Linked DNA regions of Mus musculus: region 2 is linked to region 1. A link is a contact called in ENCODE Hi-C or POLR2A ChIA-PET data. All regions are on one chromosome and are shown on one strand. Each heading gives the region's core, a stretch centred on a gene start or an enhancer-like site at or near the end of the contact. The rest is flanking DNA. Distances are from core to core; before and after follow the strand shown.

Evidence for each region. A loop is a pair of places that touch in the nucleus more often than their neighbours do. ChIA-PET counts read pairs that join two places held with the same protein, here RNA polymerase II (POLR2A).
Region 2: a loop to region 1 is called in a map of T-helper 1 cell, with 3 times the contacts of the local background. The contact joins two enhancer-like sites. A Hi-C loop is called at or near these places in 26 of 37 maps with a recorded cell type or tissue (CH12.LX, CH12F3, Patski and 11 more). POLR2A ChIA-PET finds 5 or more read pairs at or near these places in 1 of 5 experiments (Patski).

What each region holds. Positions count from the first base shown.
Region 1 is chr3:105,690,937-105,697,704 of GRCm38, reverse strand. No RefSeq gene overlaps it. Among named protein-coding and RNA genes, the nearest start is that of Ddx20, 6.8 kb to the right of the region's middle. Within about 2 kb of position 1,849, at least 1 of the 3 ENCODE cell types and tissues checked has a DNase peak (open chromatin) inside an H3K27ac peak, as active enhancers do; it is heart, where a contact is called at or near this core.
Region 2 is chr3:105,892,607-105,899,340 of GRCm38, reverse strand. All of the region lies in intron 1 of Tmigd3 (transmembrane and immunoglobulin domain containing 3), which reads right to left. Among named protein-coding and RNA genes, the nearest start is that of Adora3, 8.4 kb to the left of the region's middle. Within about 2 kb of position 4,685, at least 1 of the 3 ENCODE cell types and tissues checked has a DNase peak (open chromatin) inside an H3K27ac peak, as active enhancers do; it is heart, where a contact is called at or near this core.

The DNA.
Region 1 (6,768 bases), core at 600-3,099:
GAAACTTTCAATTGAGAAAATGCCTTCATCAGATTAGCCTGTATGCAGATCTGTGAGGCCTTCAAACGATTAATGGTTGATTTTCAGGGGGGACAGGCAATTGTGGGCCATGCCACCTTTGGGCAGGTGGTCCTGGGTTGTATGAGCAAGAAGTTCAAGCGAGCCATGAAGAGCCAGCCTGTAACCTGTTTCCATTCCTGCCTCCAGGGTTCTCCCTGAAGTTCCTGCACTGACTCTCTTCTAAGACAGAATGAAAACTGAAAGCCAAATAAATTCTTTCCTCCCGAGGTTGCTTTGGTCGTAATTTCTACCACAGCAACAGAAAGAAAACTAGGACATCTTGTCTAAGCACATCTGCCACCTCCACTGTGTCTAGAGGCTGCTCATTAACTAGTGTGCAGCCTGGGGTAGGTAATGAGCGTGCCAGAGTAGCAAGGTGTGACAAGGTCCCAGCTGTGCTCACTGATTGGTGTTCACCACCTTGACCAGAATTCCCATCCCAGTGCTCCCCGCTGAAGAAGAGATTGGAAGGGGTAATGTGTCAATAGCGTCATTGGTGTGTATCTGGGGTGAGAACAAGGGCCTGCCTGCGGATGAGGCACTGCTCTATTCACGACGGCCGTTCTGCCTGTACGCATGTGTGAGAGTCTCCGTGCGGCTCTGACACCGAAGGAGCTCACACCTACCAGTGAGTGGAAAATTAGTTTTGGCAGGTGAGGAACTGGGTGACAGGTGAGGAAGCCAGCAGGGTATCACTGCTGGCCTCCCCCTCCTCTTGCTGATTGCTGGGGTTGCTAACAATATCTTCCCACCTCACCTCCTGCCCTTAATTACAATTAGATTGAGTGGAAATGACGTGGAAGGGCTCCGGCATGCGGGTAGCTGAGAGGAAGATGCTGGAGTGGAATCCTGATCTTTGGAAGCTAGCCATGTGTTTTGCAAGTAGGCTGCACGAGGCCATTTGGGAAGTGGCGTTTTCCTGATGGCCCAATAGGCAAGCCATCCAGTTTAGGTCCTAGTGGGTGGGAGAAAAGGCTAATCTCTGGAGACTAAATCCGAGGAAATTCTGCCATATACTACAAAACTAGAGGCAGTGTGTGCCAGAACTAGGAAGCAACAAACCCAGGTTCCTGGACGGACTGTAGGTCAGTTCTGCAGTCTTTGCTGCCTTGGTTTCTCTAGCAGCAAAGTGAAGCTGGCAAGCCTACTGCGGCTTGCCTGTCATGGAGGCAAAGTTATGTGAAGGCCCTTTGAAATGTCAAAAGAAATGTTCTAAATGTGCATACGGCCTCAGTGCTAGGGGAGTTTGCCAAGCCTCCTGGGAGGCAGCCGTCTGCCTCTGCATCAGTTTCCACAGCCTGTGCTCAGACAGGTCCTTAAGCATCGCACATCTATAAATCCCATCGCCTCTCTCCAGTCAGCAAATAAGGGAAACGGGCAGGCTGATGCTCTGCCTCTGTCTGATCTTCTTACCAGTGCCCGCCCCGCCCTACCAGAGGCGACGATCCCGCTGCCCCCCTCCTCTTCTCTGAGCCTGTCAGTTTAATTTAACAAGGTTGCAGGAGAAGGTTGATTTAATCAAACCAGTTGCTGTATCCCTCTCAGAGGTCCTTCAGTGTCACCACTGAGGCTCAGATTAGACAGCGACAATGGTTTCCTTTCTGGCTATTGCCTCTCCCTCCCTCCCTTTCCCTGGAGGGAGCAAGGGGGCAGACCAATCTGCTGGGACCTAAGAATAGATGCAGGAGGATCAGAGGAGGCAACCGGGCTCTGGCCCCAGAAAGCCCCTCTCCGCGCCTTACATGGCCTTGTTTAAGGCTGAGCAACAGCCCAGAGGGTGGGGAGAGAACAAAATGTGAGCGAAGCTGCTTTGCAAAGGCTCAGGGCTGCCTGAGGACAGAGCTATGCTCGCTCTGATGGAAATATCTCCCTTACAGCAGGCAGACTGGAGTGGAAGGGTGGACAGGTGGCTGGGTGCTCTACCCAACCCCATCAACATTTGTGTCCAGGTTCTCAGGCTGGATTCTGAGATATTTGGGAGTGGAAGACATTGACAGTAGCAAGGTGAGGCTCCTTGCAGCTTGGTTACTGGGGCTCTGTTCTTGGCAAGAAAGCAGGAGCCCTACTTGAGCCAGGGCTTCCAAGGTTACTGTAGTGTGGAGTAATTGGTGAGGTAGTAGTGATCACAGTGTGCATGGGCATGCAAGTGCACGTGCGTGCGTGCGTGCGTGCGTGTGTGTGTGTGTGTGTGTGTGTGTGTGTGCTGATTGTAGTGGTGAAAGCGGCTGGAGGGCAAGGCAAAGGAGGTAGGAAAGCTGTCTCTGCTACAGAAAGTTTAGATTTCAAAATAAATCTTTCATGACATATGATCCTTTCATTTATCTCTCTTTCTAGGCTATAGGTGCTAAATACCTCCCCCCCCCACCTTCCCCATCCCCCCTCACCCCCCCCAGAAGCTCACAGAAGAAAAACAAAAGGCTTGAGAGGCCCCTTCACTGAGGATGGCGAAGTCCTTTGCTTTTTCTCATTTGTGTCATAGTCTTCCATTGACCCAGCAACCGACAGGTGCACCTGTCTCTAGGCCCCTCCAGGCTCATCTCTGAGCCATTTATCTCTCACTCAGATATCCAGCAGACCTCACAATGCATAGGAGACAAATATGATCAGCAGAAACCCTTCCTGACAGCTCCAAAGAGAATCCCTTCCAATGCATATTCTATTGAGCGCATCTCATAGTGGCTGACAGCCGCTTTATCAATTAAATTCCACATCCCAGCCTTTAGAGACGCCACAAATCTCCCTACCTAATAAATCACAGGCCCCCAGTTATTGTTAAATGTCCCATCAGTCTCTAATAAACTCCCTGCCAAAAGGGACAGGTTATTTATTATGCTGCTTGGACAAGAATGAATTGGGCCCCTTTCTCAGAAGAAGAGCAAACATTCTGCCTTCCTCTCTAAAGATTGGGGCAGTGGTGTTAAATGGGGCAATCAATCAACTCAGGCCTTGAGCAGAGGAGAATCTGGTACATGTATATGTGGTATATGTGGGAGGATTGCCTAGAGCTTTAGTCCCAAAGCCAGCCGTGTAAATTCCCATAGCCAGAGGTGGCTATTCAAACTGCAGGGGCTTAGACCTTTGGGGTAACCCATCCCCAGCTCCATTCTGAAGAAGTACTGATGATGCCATCGATGTGACCATGGGACACATGTCAAAAAGATTATTCTCCCTATTAGGAAATGACATCCGGGATTGAACTGGGTCATAGAACAGTTTGTGTCTAGAAGGCACATGATGCTTTTGGGGGATAAAGTTATTCTCCTCCACTGCACGTGAGCTGAAGAATAAGACAGAAAAAAGTAGAGAAGTCTGGGGAAAGAAGCTAGAAAAAACCTGCCTTGAGGTTCAGGGTAAGCAGCACGCAGACAGTGCTGGGACTTAGAAAGGAAGACCCAGGAGCCAGCAGGTATGCAAGCCAGGTGCAAAGTGGCCTGCCTGTTATCTGTCTCAACAGATACAAAGCTTAGTGATGCACCCAGACCTGCAAATTAAGTTCTAACCCCTCCAGTTTGCTGTGAGTCAAGTCCCATTTTCATTTCCAACTGTTTCTCTGCACTGTTACATAACACTACCCTCTCTAGACAAGCACGACACACTCACTTTATATTCCTTGTGGTGACAAACAAGGCGTTCTATAAGATGGAGCCGAAACATCCCTTCTAGCCTCATTTCCTGGAACTGCTGCCACCCCAGCCTCCGTTCACACTGAAGGACTTACCTTCTTTAAGCTACTGAGTTAAGTGCCTCATGTTGCTACACCCCTACACAGACTGTTCCATCACCCAGAATAGCTTCCCGCCTGCCTGCTAAGCTCTCCTGCCACCCCCACTGCCTGAGGAGGAGTTGCGGGAAGAAGCTTCATCCCACAGGAGTAGAGACTATCAGCCCCACCTCTCTCAGGGACACCAGCCTCAGCTCCAGCTCCAGGTACTGACGCCACCCCCTCAGTGCTGGGCTCAGGGAATGGGTCAAGTGCATAGTTTTTCTCAGGGCTTCATGTGTCCTTCAAAGCACTTGGCTCTTGGTGCAAGGATGAGAAGAACGGAGGAACAAGAAAGTCGCTGCTCTCTGAATACCCAAGGCTGTCTCCCTCAGTTTCTTAGAACTTCTCACTCCCACATGACAGCCGCACTCTGAGCAGCGGAGGACCTGAGAATGCCAACAGTGCAAATGATTTCGTACCAGCTTGTGCTGTGCTGCCTGCGTGTTTCATACTTGATCTTCTTCTCTGGCTGGTCTGCCAGCTTTTTTGGGACAGGCAGAAGTCGGAGTCTGGGTTTTGCTGCTAGGCAGGTCTAAGTATTCTGTAGTAATAGAGTCATTGATAACCTGTAGTTAGACAGACATGGATAGTTGAGGAAATATACGTATATTTCCCAGCAAGATGTCTCCGTGGGCAAAAGCGCTTGCTGCCAAGTCTGATGATCTGAATTCAATTTCCAGAACCCACATGATGAAGAGAAAGAAGTGATTCCTACAAATATAATTCCCAGACTTCCTTGAAGCCAGGTAGGACCCTCAGGTTCAGTTCTGATCAATGAAATGCCGAGCAGGAGTGTAGTAGCTTTTGGAGTACACCCTTTTTAAAAAGAGGGCTTTCTTGGGCTGAAGAGGTGGCTCAGCAGTTAAAAGCAACTGCCCTTTTAGAGGTCCCCAGCACTACATGGTGGCTCACAAATAATATATGACCATATTCCAGGACAGTGGTCACATATGTGGTGCATCCAAACATACATGTAAGCAGAACACTAGTAATCATAAAACAAAATAAATAAATGTAAAGGTGGGCACCTGCCATCATGACCTCTACTCTTTCTATTTTGACACGTCCTTCATCCTAATATCTGGAATGCAGACATGATGGCTGGAGCGAGAGCAATTATTTGGTTAGCAGGATAGAAGCTTGGGTGCACGTGAGCTTTGTGGACTTGTGCCACCATCTTACTTTTACCCAGGACTTAATTAGGGTAGAATGAACTTCCCAGAGACCAAAGTTTCTAACACAGTCTCATTTTTAATTAGTCCTAATTTTGACCCCTCAGTCGTCCCTAACTCTCCACACCTGGGTTAGCTGGTTATCCTTGACTTCCATAGCACCCTGTGCTTTCAGTGGAAATGACACCTGTTTGCCCTTGAGGTCATTGGCTCTAATTATCTTGTTCTGCTTTCCCACCTTCAGTATTTGCACACTTTGTAGGGCATGTTGAGAAGATTTGTATGGGTGAATGAAAAACTAAGCAGTGATTAATCCAAATACATTGCTGTTGGTTTGGGGGTCAAATGAGTGAAGGCAGCTTCAATAATTCAGTTTTCTTCTCTGCTTATCACATTCCCTCAATGATCCTTAAATGCTGGGGCAGCCTCCACACCAGCCTTCTTTAGCGTCCTTTAGAGATCCTTTCAGCCTCTCCCTTGGCTTAGAAGTAATTGACTTGAATCTTCATACCCATTCTGGGCCCGAGTCTCACTCTCACTCTCTTACTTCAGTTCACAGATGTCTCTTCCTCTAGTGGCTCCTAGAGAGTCTTTACTGGCATGTCATGAACAAAGTACCAGAGACACTAAGGATTTAGGTCTGGTTGGAGGAGGTAGGCTTCAATGCCATAGAGAAGGCTGGATCGTTAGTGTGATATTGCCAGAGGCAAGGAGCTGAGACAATCTACCTAATATTTGTAAATGCCATCTTCACATCTCATTTGCTTATCACACAATTGATTACCGTTGTGCTTGATCTTAGAGCACTCATTGCTGCAATTTCAACTCCCAAGGGATTTTTTTTTAATATAATACAACTTAACCCAAATAACAGAATTGTATTATTTGCATCTGTAAAACATCACGAACAACAAATGTACTAACAGAATGTCAATAAAGCTATATTATTTATTTATTTATTTATTTTCTAGAAAAGTGGTCTCTTGGGGTGAAAGCCAGGTTCTTGGATAGTCTGCATGAGTTTCACAGTACTATTGCTAAATGTACAAGGTCCAGAAGAGAATTTTCAACAGGAAGGTGCCAGCCATTCAGTATTTTCTAGGTCTACCAAAAGCCCGAGGCTTGTGCTGGGATGGAGCGCTTAGGGTGATACAATTCCTGGAGAAGTTGATAGTTTATTGTGAGACAGAGCAATGTAAGGAATCCGAGCCTAGGACTGGGGCTTCCCAGGGGAAGTTCTGAGGTAGAGTTCAAGGGCATCAGGGGCAGCATCTGAAGTTGGACCAAAACAACCTAAGAAGTTTTCAGAAAAGTCGCCCACATTTTGATCTCTCCATTGATTTCCACTCCTTGCATGGAGCACAGCAGGATTTTCACACTGTGAGCAGTGTTTGTCCCAAATCTATCGTAGGCCTAGTAATCCTTGGGCCCGCTTGCAGAAGAGCCTGCACCCTTCCCTACCTCCATGATGACGGATCCCTGTGACTGCGGGAAGGCTGGGACACTTTGCCTGGCTTCTGAGGACTTCTCCTAGTACCTTGTTGTCTCTGAGCCATTGTTGGGCACAGGCCTATGCAGTCCATTTCTTCTGCTGGAAGTCACCAGATTTTAGGGCTCCTGTAAGTCTCAGGAAGATCCTTAGGGGGTCCTGGGTATCTTCCTTTTCAGCTTTCTACCTTCTTTTTTTACAAAATAGTTTTAACTAAAATAAAATTATGTCATTTCCCTGCTTCCCCTTTTACCTTTTAACTCCTCCCAAGTCCCTTCCCTCAA
Region 2 (6,734 bases), core at 3,436-5,935, 200 kb before region 1:
TCATCTCTGATTCCACACAGGTCAACTGTGAGTCCTGATGTCATTTTCAGTGACCTTTACGTAAGCACTAACTAGCACGTGCAGGAACGAACCCGGGATAGAGCACCGCCAGTCCTAGATGTGTATAGTGGGGCTGTGCCTTGGCCTGCTTCTTCTCAACCCACCCTACCCTTAGATGAATTGAGCACATTCTCCTGGAGAGAGCAAGAAACCAGCAACCTCTACCCCTTCGATGACACGTCTTCTCTTACTCTACAAGGTCCTTCTATCACGAGTGTGTGAACCCTGCCATTGACAGGGTGCTAAGTGACACAGCCCAGGCTCCTTGCTTGGCGTTTTATACCTGTCACTTATAATCGTGTGCCAAACTTAATCGTAAGTGCTGCTAACTCATTTCACTGGTGAGGAGACCACAGCCTGGTGCGAGGTGGCTTTCAGGGAGCAAGTGGCGGAGCTGGGATCTGAACCTGCATTAGTTACTTCTCAGATTTCTTTGACAAAATCTTGAACAAAGGTAACTTAAAGAAGGGAGGGAGGGAGGGAGGGAGGGAGGGAGGGAGGGAGGGAGGGAGGGAGGGAGGACAGTTACAGTCAACTACGATGGGTAAAGGCCAGAATCTGAGTCAACTATCTTAGCCCTTTCCAGTGAATCACACAAGAATAGGCCAACACCAATTATACCAAACATAAACTGTGACTGGGCAGAAGCTCTTCAGTGTGGAAGGGTGTGCATGATCCATGGGTTGGGCCAGCTACTGAGAACTACTGAGAACAGGATTTTTTTTTTCTTTCTTTTTTGCCAGTTTTCTGGTTTCTGGTTCCTCCTCTTAGGCTGTGGAGTAATGGAGGGCAGCCTGCCAATCCTCCCTCAACCTTCTCCACCCCACACCCCTGCATCTAGTCCATGGGCAGACAGCATCAGGAAACCACATTACTTTACTTCCCGCTGAAGGGTTCCCCCAATAACTTTATTTCCCTCGGCTTTTCATTAAAGCTATTGTTATACAGAGTCTGTCTCAGCATTTCATCACGGTTAAAGATACTACATTGTTATTGCTTATACTGAAGGTTTAAGAGACCTATTTCCCCGAGGAGGTTCTAGGAAGGATGTTGCTCTTCTAATACCTCTCCTGCTCTGTTCATTAGCTTGGTGGCGTAGGTTGTTCCTGGGCAGCCAGGAGCTCAGAGTGGGTCAGCACAAGCCAGGCTTGTCTCAGCAAAAAAAAGACTTTTCTAGAAAAGCTGCACGCATTGTCTCAACTTCAGGCTTCTAGTATCCTTTTTTAAATTATTTTTTTATTTTTATGTGTGTGCACACACTTGTGTGAAGGTGGCATAGAGACCAGAAGTCATCATCACTTGCATGCAGCTGGAGTTACAAGGCACTCAGAACCACCTGGTGTGAGTGCTGGTAACTGACATCAGGTCCTCTCAGAGAGTAGTGTCTCAGCGTTTCTATTGCTGTGAAGAGACACCATGACCACGGTAACTCTTTTTTGTTTTTTTAAATGTATTTATTTATTTTATATTTGTGAGTACACTGTAGCTTTACAGATGGTTGTGAGCCTTCATGTGGTTGTTGGGAATTGAACTTTTTAGGACCTCTGCTCGCTCCAGTCAACTTTGGTCACTCAGTCCCTGCTTGCTCCAGCCCAAAGATTTATTATTATACATAAGTACACAGTAGCTGTCTTCAGACACACCAGAAGAGGGCATCGGATCCCATTACAGATAGCTGTGAGCCACCGTGTGGTTGTTGGGATTTGAACTCAGGACCTTCGGAAGAGCAGTCAGTGCTCTTACCCTCTGAGCCATCTTACCAGCCTTATAAGCAACTCTTATAAGGAAAACATTTTACTGAGCAGGCTTACAGTTCAGAGGTTTTATCCATTATCATCATGGTAGGAAGCATGGTGGCACGTAGACAGACATAGTGCTGGAACAGTAACTGAGAATTCTACATCTAGATCAGCAGGCAGCAGGAAGAGACCATAAGCCACTAAACCTGGCTTGAGCTTCTGAGACAGTGACAGTTCCTCCAACAAGGCCACACCTCCTAATACTGCAACTCCCCTATGAACCTAAGGGAGCCATTTTTATTCAAACCATCACAAGTTGCCATTGCTCTTGTTTGTTTGTTTGTTTTAAAGATTTATTTATTATTATATGTAAGTACACTGTGTTTTTGTCTTCAGACACACCAGAAGAGGGCACTGGATCCCATTATAGATGGTTGTGAGCCACCATGTGGTTGCTGGGAATAGAACTGAGGACCTCTGGTAGAGGAGTCAGTGCTCTTAGCCGCTGAGCCATCTCTCCAGTCCGTGGCAAATGCTCTTAACCACTGAGTCAAATCTCCAGCCCTGGCTCCTGGTATCTTAGTTGTCATGCTCTGTTCTTTTATTATGAGCACATGCTTTTGGGAAGACTGCAAGTCACAAATAACGAGCACATAGAAGGAACTTTGGTGTTGCTTCCCATTCACCCATAGGGATTTGTGTAATTCTAAAAATAAAATACCCAGCCAGATGCATGCTTGGAATCCCAGAAGTTGGGAGGCTGAGGCAGCTTGATCTCTGTGAATTCAAAGCCAGAGCAGACTGCCAAGGTTACAAAGTGAGACCCTGTCTCTAGAAACAAGAAACAAAACATGGCAAAGCTGTCATTTTAATTGAGTATCTTGGAGAGGACTCAATAACAGAGCTTGGGGCACTGATGCCCAGAAGTATCCGGGATGGTGCCACCCACGGCACAGGCAGAACCCACTTACCATTGTATGTACAATCAACTCCCAAGAAGGATCAAAGGCGCTGGTGGGCAGCCAGTGGCCCCTCCCTCACTATGGATTCCATTTCAGCTTATGCTATCCTCTCTTTGAGCACTTTTATGCTACTTTGGAGTTAAATTGTTTCTCCCACTTCCTATTCAACTTTGGACCTCCAGGAGCCTCTTATAACACCTGGCAACATGGGAGACCTGTTTTATGTTGGAGCTGAATGCATATATTATTCCCAGGTCTGTCCCCACCCTACCCCCACACACATCCCACCCCAGCCCAAGAGGGTGCTAACCATGTCACTGTGTTGGGCAGAAGCTGAGAGGAACGAGAGGGTCCATTTTTTGTTTCTTTGTTGCATCTTTTCCCTGCAGTCTTTTGGGGTTATGTTACTCAGTCTGGTTAAGAGGCCCTTAGAGAGAATGCCTTACAAGACAGTTTGTGGCTTCTCTATGCTTGTTTACCACCACACGTCCATTCTCTCTTCAGTGTGATTTGTCTAATCTGATGCCATGGGCACCCTGTTTTCTGTGTTCCATGATCAGAGCTCTGTCATTTGTTCTTGGCCCTGTTCTTCTTGCTTTTTCTGTAGGGCTTAGAACTGTTCCTGGTGTTACACTCATCACTTTTCTTGTCCCAAATCAACATTCACAGTGAGATTTTAGAGCACAAGTGTGCTAGAAGTGGAATTGAACATGAGAGGAAACTGGTGCCCAAAGTGACTGGTTTGAGGTCAAAACCGGCTAGCCAGAACATTTAGCTCCTTGTTTATTCTGGTGCCCACCTCGCTGAGCCCACAGATGAACACCCTAGGACCACCCAACCAGACAGTGATCCACTGCATGTATGTGTCATGGCCAGTCTCCCTGCCCTGTCCATCCAGGTTGATGTGCCAGCCAGTCATATCACCTCTTACTGGAAGTTACCTTCCAGACCTTCAGCACTCAAACCTGTGCCAGAGTTCTCTGCCTCGGTGAGATTCCCGCATCGAACCACCTCCTGTCCCACTCCATGTACACACAGGGCTTCTGCCTCCAGGTGTCAGGCCTGTCCCACTGCATTTATGCCCTGAGGCCCAGCCCCGGGGAAGAAATCAAAATGGGCTGGCTGCCAGCGAGTGACTCAGACGTTGAACATGCCACGTCCTTCTTGCTTTGTGAGCTTTGTTTCTAAGCGGATAACCTTGGCCACATTGCCCAATCTCCCATGTCTTTAATTCCTCTTTGGTGAAGGAGGAAGATTATTCTTTGGGACCTGAAAGAAGTAAAAAACACCCAACATCTGGGGCAGGGTCTGGACCACTCTTAGAGTCCTGCACCCATGCTCTTCCTGTGGGCCTCATGGGCACCGGGCCAGTGACTCCTCATGAGGTGCTTGCTGGTTACTGAACCAACAGGAAGCGTCTCTATACCCACAGACCCTCTGTGAACCGTGAACTGCAGGCTGGCTGTGCCCCTGAGGTTGGAATGGTCTAGATGTGGCTTTCCTTGGCACCTTTCTCTCGTCTTTTGTTGAAGAAGCTTTTTGCTCCAAATCCTCTGTTGGTTTTCTGAGCTTCAGAAACTGGACTCACCCGAAGGCGATGGCAGGACGGCGATGACGTCTTCTCCTATCTTCTCTACTTGCCAGGAAGTGAGTGGCTTGACCGCATGAAGAAGCTTGTGCCAGGGTTCAGCTATGAGACCGCCCCCCTTCGTGAGCCCAGGCAGAGGCCAGCCTGGGGGGTCTGACTGCAGGCAGTTCCTAGACAGGCAGGATGGAGCACCCGCAGCCACAGGGGCCTCTCCGTTGCTGCAGGTGAAGCCTGGCTATCTCAAGAGCCCGCCCTATTCAGAACCATAACCACAGTTTCTGTGTCTTACCTGTCACTCATTCTGGAGGGCGTGGCAGAGCACTTGGCACTTTTCAAGGCTATAAAAAGGCCACCTTCTGGGCAGGGTGTGAAGGTTGATGAATATTATGGTCACCTCCTGCCAAAACAGCTGCTTGACAGACATGAAACGCACGGCACACAATTTACGATTTAATGCGCAGCCTATTCATTTGTGTCTGCACTTGATCCTGAATACCAAACACTTTCTAACCTTTCATTAACCTTGGAATAGATCCTGACTGTGAAGGGCCAAGGAACCAGAATGACTCTCCAGTCATTCCCGGGCCTCCAGGAGAATGGCTCTTTCTGACCTGAACCCTCCAGGATGACTCAACTGACCCACTCTGGGCCCTGCCAGATGGAAGCCAGATAGATGTTGTTTTGGTGGCCCCGGCTGCAGCAGAGGCCAGCAGAAGTCTAGGTCACTGCAGATGGTCCAGTCTCTGGTCCTTTCCAGCCCCCACCCCATCTCTATCTAGTTCCCATGACTGGGGCCTTTTGTGTCATCCTGAGGTTGGCACTCTCTCACTTCCCGACAAGAATGCTGGCTGTTGTTTCTGAGCAAATGGAACGAATGACCAAAGAGAACCCCAAGCAATCTGCAAACTGGAAACATCTGCAGGAGGCGAGGGCAGCTGCTGGCTGGGTGGGGCTCCAAGGAACTGCCGGAAGGTCAGCCTAAGGGAAGGTTGCTCCAGAAACCTAAGTCCAAGCAGGGGGCGTGTCCTTCTGGGAGAGGGAAAGTCAGTTTTCTTTAAGGGCATGGCCCCTGGAAGGTCAATCACACTACTGTGGGTGGATCCACACCCACTAATATATGGACATCGAGAACGGGTTATAAAAATAATTTTTTAAAGGACATGAAGTTAGGAGGGGTTGGGGGTGGGCGTATTCTTGGGAGGAGTTAGGGGAGGAGTAGGGAGTGAACATGATCAAATATGTTGTGTGTAAGGGTGTGTGTGAATGTATGTGACTGTATGAGTATATGAGTTTCTCTGTGTGAGTATGTGTCTGTGAGGGTATGTGACTATGTGAGTATGTGTATGTGAGTGTAAGTGTGTGTGATCCTCAAAGGATTAATAAACATTTTTAAAGGGTTACTTCACGACCCTCCTCACCTTCCACTTACAGAACTCCTTGCCTGGCCCTAACCAAGTCAAGGAGCTATGCTGTTGTTCTCCTAAATACCATTTAGATGTTAGATGTGGCAAAGCCGAAGTGGCTCTCATTTCACAGACCCAAAGAGGAAGCAGGTGCGATGACTGCCCTACCCACGGCAAGTAAGGGAGGGCGCAGGTAGGAGGGATGCATGGTCACGCACACACAACACCACATCACCTTCCGTAAAGGCTAAGTAGCTCGCCAGAGGCTTGGATAGCAGCTGCTGGAGTCAGGTGACACAAGGCCTGGAGCAGATCAACAATCCAGCTGCTGCTTTGAGAGCTGGATTTTCCTCACTTCTGCAGTAGCTGAGGTTGAGCGTCAGAAGCTTGGGCCCAACAGAAAGGTCGTGCAGAGCCAGCTCTTCGTCTGCAGGGGGAAATCTCAAAAACCCAACTATTTCTTGACATGGACTCTGAAGTGGAAAGAATTTTCTAAGCGTCACATGGGAGTTACTGTGGAAAGACACAGACTAGCTTATTTTGCCTGACTACACAAGGGCTACTCAACCAAGACTTCTACCTTCTGTGAGACCTGATCTGTGTTCTCTTGGGTCTTGGCAAGGAAGTACTAATTTCTAAACTATTCCCTCCCAGGCTTCAGCCTGCATGTATGATATGAGAGAGAGAGAGAGAGAGAGAGAGAGAGAGAGAGAGAGATCTTTGAAATCAGAAGAGGGTGTGGCTCTGTGTGATCCCTGATTAGAGCTGGGGACCATAGCAATCTCCTGAGAAGACTAAGGAGGGCCCTTCCGGGAGGTAACCAGAGGTTGAACGAGAAACCACAGACATGCATTATCGCAGGCAGCCATTGGGCACCAGCTGCACTTCAGGGCCTCCACCATATACTGAAGACAAGAGGAAGTGAGAGGGATCAACAGGAACTCGGTTGAGGCCGTCCCCCACCCCCAGGAGCTACCGAGAT